2 separate regions of the Mus musculus genome follow, and region 2 is linked to region 1. A link is a loop called in an ENCODE intact Hi-C map of the cell type or tissue named here. Cell type or tissue: left cerebral cortex. All regions are shown on one strand. Each heading gives the region's core, and the rest is flanking DNA. Links, peaks and the distances in the headings are about the cores only. Region 1 has its middle 4.4 kb from the start of Gm46242. Region 2 holds the start of Twist2 (twist basic helix-loop-helix transcription factor 2).

The links. Hi-C counts contacts between places; a loop is a spot of excess contacts. Peaks named below come from ENCODE experiments on the same cell type or tissue, not always from the same donor. Only the 100,000 strongest peaks of a DNase experiment are listed, where the experiment ranks them.
Region 2: it touches region 1 in a loop (1.9-fold over the local background); 2 of 42 quality-filtered maps call a loop at or near these places.

What each region holds. Positions count from the first base shown.
Region 1 is chr1:91,873,789-91,876,691 of GRCm38, reverse strand. No RefSeq gene overlaps it. Among named protein-coding and RNA genes, the nearest start is that of Gm46242, 4.4 kb to the left of the region's middle. In left cerebral cortex, for the core only: a CTCF peak has its summit at 1,828 (motif pointing right); DNase peaks (open chromatin) are centred at 549 and 1,860.
Region 2 is chr1:91,800,470-91,803,372 of GRCm38, reverse strand. It overlaps Twist2 (twist basic helix-loop-helix transcription factor 2), which reads right to left and starts at 1,912. Exons shown (of 2, transcript NM_007855.3): 1 at 1,224-1,912. The coding sequence starts at 1,746. The coding sequence ends at 1,264. In left cerebral cortex, for the core only: a CTCF peak has its summit at 1,713; DNase peaks (open chromatin) are centred at 1,300 and 1,496; H3K4me3 peaks cover 2,024 bases.

The sequences.
Region 1 (2,903 bases), core at 298-2,797:
TCTCTTTCTGCCAGGTATTCTACCTTCTCATCCTGCCGCAGCTCACTGACCATAGACACACACACACTCTCTCTCTCTCTCTCTCTCTCTCTCTCTCTCTCTCTATATATATATATATATATATATATATATATATATATATATATATATATTGCTGCTACTGTTTTCAGACACCAGAAGAGCACACTGGATCCCATTACAGATGGTTGTGAGCCACCATGTGGTTGCTGGAAATTGAACTCAGGACCTCTGGAAGAACAGTCAGTGCTCTTAACCGCTGAGCCATCTCTCCAGCTCCAGCTCCAGCCCCAGCCCCAGCCATAGATTTTTTTTGCACAGGTGAATGCTTCCACACGTACAAAAGATTCCCCTCTATGCTGGTGGGGCCAAAAGGAAGTCCTTAAGTCCTTAGCCACTGTTGGTGAGGATATAAATGAGCCCAGCCACTGTGGAAATTAGTATGAAGATTCCTTAAAGCAAACAGAGAACCTACCTCCTGGTAGAGACCTGGAGGAATCTACTGTAGGCACATCACAGCAACACCTCCACACTTGCACTTTTTGAGACGCTAGTCACAATAGCTGAGTCAGGGAACCAGCTTGTCTGTCAGTAGATGGATGGATAAAGAATATGTGGTCCATACACACATGGGGTTTTACTCAGCCATGAAGAGGGACAAAATGATACCACTTATTAGAAAAACAGAATGCAACCAGAGATCACGTTAAGTAAAATAAGCAGATGCAAAAGGACAAATATCACACACACACACACACACACACACACACACACGTGTGTATATATGTGTGTATGTGTGTGTGTGTAAACCTATATATCTCTAGCCACATGAAGAGGATGGAGACTATGGGAAGGGAGTAGTCTGAGGAAGAAAGGGGAGGAGGACTGAAGGGATGAAGGAGCCAATAAGGTCAAAGCACAATGATGCACATGAAAGAAACTGTCCCCAGCAAACCCACACTATGCATGATGAACCCAGGCCAAGAACAACATAATGAAGGAAATCCTGAGCGCATGCTTGTGGTGTTGGTGGATTCAGGCCCGAGGGCTCCTGTACTGTCCATGAGGGAAAGGGTCAAGCGTTTATGCCCCTGCCTCAGGAGTTGAAAGGGTGGGCCTGCTGTGGGGCTAGTGTTCCTCTCCAGGGCCCTTGAGTTCTGGGGTAACTACATTTAGCTACTTGGGGTGGAGTTCCAGGCAGTGAGCCCAGGGATGTACCCTGGCCACTTCCTCAGCCCAACCCTGGGACACAGGAAAGGGTGCAGTCTGGGGTCTTGGAAAGGCTTCTCCAATTGCACTCTGGGTCATCGCTATGGAGACGATAGGGCTGGTGTGGAGGTTTATGTGTGAGCTGGGACCTCTGTGTACTTCCATACCCTGGTCCACAGAAGACTATGGCTGAGAGCAAGCAAGGGAGAGGGAGCTGGCATTATGCCACTCTGGCCCTTGGGTGTGCCCACAGGTACACACAGCAGGGAGGCTTGCTGCAGGCGAGACAGGCCTGTGGGAGAGCCCTTCATCCTGAAAGACTACAGTACTCATGGTGCTCTTGGGGGTTACTATGGCTAGGAACCCTGTGGATCCTGTATCCACATCTCCTTCCCAACGGTAGGGCTTGAGGGTCTTCTCAGGTAGGTCCTCTGCTTCCCTGTTGGACTCTGTCAGGGTCAGGGACACAGGGCCTCACAGATAACAACTTTTCTCATCATCTGTGACTCAGAAGGGGACTAGTTCTCTGGGTTGTTCCCCAAGGACCTAAGAGTTGCCCAAGTGGTCAGCTCCAGGTCAGTCACAGAACAGCAGCAATTGCGAGCTTTAGCCACCAGGTGGCAGAGGAGATTTCAGTGTGGTTGAGATGGTCAACAGCCCATGTGACCACACAGCCCAAGGTCTCTGGCTGCCACAGAGCAGGTGAAGAAAAGGGGCCGAGGAGACAAGATGGGCATTGGGTGAGGGTGGGTCAGTCTAACCTGTTGCACCAGGCTTCATTAAAGGGTGGCTAAGAAAGCTGGGCCAAGGACTCCAGGCTGTGGCAGAGGGCTTGGGCCAAGCAGACAGATGTTCTTGGAGAAACAATGACCTGAACCTTGGCCTCTAAAGCCCTAGAACCGCAGAACGGGAAAACCCTACCTACGTGTACACCTGAGGTCTGAGACTTGCGCCCCTCCCTCAATCTCTTCTCTGCCAGGAGCACCCCAACCTACTTCATCCCTCATCCCCTTCTAGTGTTCAAGGTGAGAGCAGCCAGCTGTCTGTGGATTCCTTGGTGCTCCATGCTAGTGGTTCATTAGTCCTGGTCCTGGCATGGCTTGTTGGTCCCAGGAACATCAATAGAGGGTGGTATGGGGCATTGAAAGGAAGCTTACACAGGCCGGTTGCCTCCAGATAAGCAGACACTCTCCCTGTCTGTGTGGCCACACATGGATTTGCCTTTGATAGCCAGAGCAAGAAAAATGGTCTCCGCTCGTTGGGCTGAGCAGACCCTGGTTTACCTGAGTAGGTGGGCACCAGGATAAGGGAAAGCATGGGAGCCAAAGGTGGGGCAGCTCAGTGAGGACTGGAGGAAGGAGGACAGTGAGGACTGGAGATGCTCCAGGTAACAACCGAGGGACCTGACGTGTGGGTAGCTGCGGTCACCTCAGGGCTAATCTCTTGGTGGCAAAGGGATACAAGTCTGCAGTGGGATCCCCTGGTGTGGCTTGTTGATGTAGCTGGACTCTCTCCCCCCTTGCTGGGGAGGGTCAGCAGAGGTTGGAGGTCAGACCCTGACTCAGCTCGGCTTGACGAATTTACTTTTAAACAAACTCCTCTGGGCTTTTCCCCTGAGGCCTGTCACATAAATTTCTATTTAGTGCCACTGGGTCTCCAGCCAGGGAGCTGCCAGG
Region 2 (2,903 bases), core at 307-2,806, 73 kb after region 1:
TGTATGAGACCAACATTTTGTGGCCACAGCAGCAACTTTCAAGATATTATAAAATTATAAAAGTGTAAATAGATGTTTGGGACAATGGATAATCATGTTAATCTTGATTAATCCAAATTCTTTCTGTGTTAAGCGGAGACTTTCATTTAAAAAAAAACACACAAGATGCATGAAAAACGAAGGAAAATTAAGTGGGAAGAATTTTCTATACCACGCTCCCCTCGAAGATCTAAGCAAGGCCTCAGGGAAGCAGAGCCTGCAGGATACTGCCCCTGGGGCTGCCTGGGGATTTGGGATGTGTCTGCTAAGCAGCGGGTGCAGGACATGATAAACGCTCTCTGAAACACCAATCCGGTGCTCAGCTGTGCTGAGCTGCCTTCTTCCCAGGCAAGGCCCTGCTCACACTGCTTCTTCATCCACACCCACCGCACACTCAGACCTGTTACCCAGCCTGAATCCCTTGCCTCTGTGTCTTTCCAAGTTCAAGGATGGTGGTACTTAAGCACACAACTCTAAATACGATCCACCTGCTTGCAGGCAGCCAGAGACTCCAAGCCGCTACATCCACCCAGGCCTGGGCGCTTGAGGGTTCCATACTTTTGGGGCGACAAGGGTCTACTGCATTCTTGGCGCCCAGAGATTTGCTCCTCTGTGAACCTGGAGCCCCAGCGCTGAACAGAAACCTCTCTGCCGCGCCAGGGGCCAGCATCATCTTACGTACTGAGCCGGCTAGGGCTTGAACGCCCTAGCATCCAAGGCGCGGGCCGGAACTGCGGATCAGAAAGAGCGGATTGTCTGTACCACGCGTGGGCTCCTCAGCTCCATAGAATGAGCGCGAGGCAACAGGTCGGCCACAACCCAGCGGGCATCGCATCTCCTGGCCTCCGCTGGCCTAAGGAAGACGTTTTGACAACCGCTCCCCACAGAGTCACCCACAGATACCCATCCACCAAAAATGAAAAGTGACCATTTGTCCAATAAGTGTATTTGGACCCTGATGGGGAACCACAGGCGGGTGGATTCCGAACGGATACCCTTGGCAAAAGACCTTGGGCGTGCCCCCGGGGTAGGAGAGTTTTCTCAGGTCGCGCCAACCCTTGCAGGGTGAGGAAGCTCACCCCATCCCTGTGCGGTTGCCTGAGGTACCTTCACGAGGAGAGATACACTGGCCCGTCCGCCCACCCACCCGTGCGTCGTGGATGCCCACCACACGCAGCACCTACCCTGGCTTGCGGCTCCGGAGGTGGATGGCACGGCGCGGCGCTAGTGGGAGGCGGACATGGACCACGCGCCCTCCATGCGCCACACGGAGAAGGCGTAGCTGAGACGCTCGTGAGCCACGTAGCTGCAGCTGGTCATCTTATTGTCCATCTCGTCGCTCTGGAGAACCTGGTAGAGGAAGTCTATGTACCTGGCGGCCAGCTTGAGCGTCTGGATCTTGCTGAGCTTGTCAGAGGGGAGCGTGGGGATGATCTTGCGCAGCGCGGCGAAGGCCTCGTTGAGCGACTGGGTGCGCTGGCGCTCGCGCACGTTGGCCAGGATGCGCTGGCTCTGCAGCTCCTCGAAAGACTGCGCGCTCGGGCTGCCCTTCTTGCCGCGCTTACCCGGGGTCGGGCTGCCATCTTCGCTCGATTTCTTGCTGTAGCGCCGCTTCCGGCCGAAGCGCTTGGGCTGCCTCTCCAGCTCTTCCTCACTGGTGCCCAGACTGTCCACGGGGGACACCGGCGAGCTGGAGCCCTCCTCCATGGCGCCCGCCCGGCGCGCGTGGGGCTGGGGGGCGCCGAGCGCACGCCACTGGCCAAGCCCGCGGCCGCCGAGCACAGGCTCCCGGGTCGCTCTCAAAGGCTCTGATTTCGAGGCCGGCTTGTGCAAAACCGAGGTCTCCGGGAGAGGAAGTTATTCTAACTTTTTTGGAAACTCTATCCCGGCTGGGTTGCTAAATAGCTGTCAGGAGCGAGGGCGGCGCGCTGATTGGCCACCGTGGCCAGGGGCAGGACAAATTCTGGGGCCTTCGCCGGCCGCCCCCGCCCCCCCCCCCCCCCCCGGGCGGCACTTTCAGTTTTGTCTCCGCTTTTTTCGGCCCTGACTGTGGCCCGCATCTCGGAGGCCAGATCCGCGCGCTCAGCCTGCGCTCCTACCCCAGGCGCGGGCCGCTAATCAGCGGTGCTGACCTCTAAGTTCAACGGTGCCTGCCTTTGTCTGAGTCTCCTGGAGCAGATTTGGCCCTGCCAGGGTTCAGGGTCTCTGCGAGGGGTGGAGGAGGCAAGTCCAAGCCCAGATGTGCTCCGTGGACCAAGGACGCAGCTGGGAGCCTCTTGGGGCGCGCACTGAGACCTCCGGCGTCTGCAACGCGATCCTGCCCGCAGTGAGTGGAGCTGTGCAGGCAGAGTGCCACGACCCGGGGCAGGGCAGATACTCGCCTGTTGGCAGAGATGTCCACCCCCACGATCTCGCCTCTAGGATCTATAGAGACGCCGCCCGGCTCGGGCCAGTATGCAAGTTGGAGATCCTTTTTCAATCCCGATTTTCTGGGCTACTTCAGCCTGGACACGTTTTCAGAACCTGCCCCCTAAATGCTTTATAGCTTAGGCATCACAGCGAGCCTCTGCGGGAGCGCCCATGTGCCCGCCATGCCTGCCTACCTGACCTTGCCCTGAGTGTTGGATCCCGGTTTGGGGTTCAGCCTCAGCCTCTGTACTGTGCTTCACTTGCAGGCGGGTGGTGGGCCCAGAACACTGAGACTAGGGAGAGGCTGAACCTGTCTGAAGTCCCCTGCCCTGGGCACTGATGGGCAGGGCAGGAGGGCTCAGGATTGCAGAACATTGGGCCAGGCCTTGGTGAACAGACATCACGGATCCCGGCCCTTTGCCATCTGGACTCTGAGCGCCGAGCGCCAGCCAGCG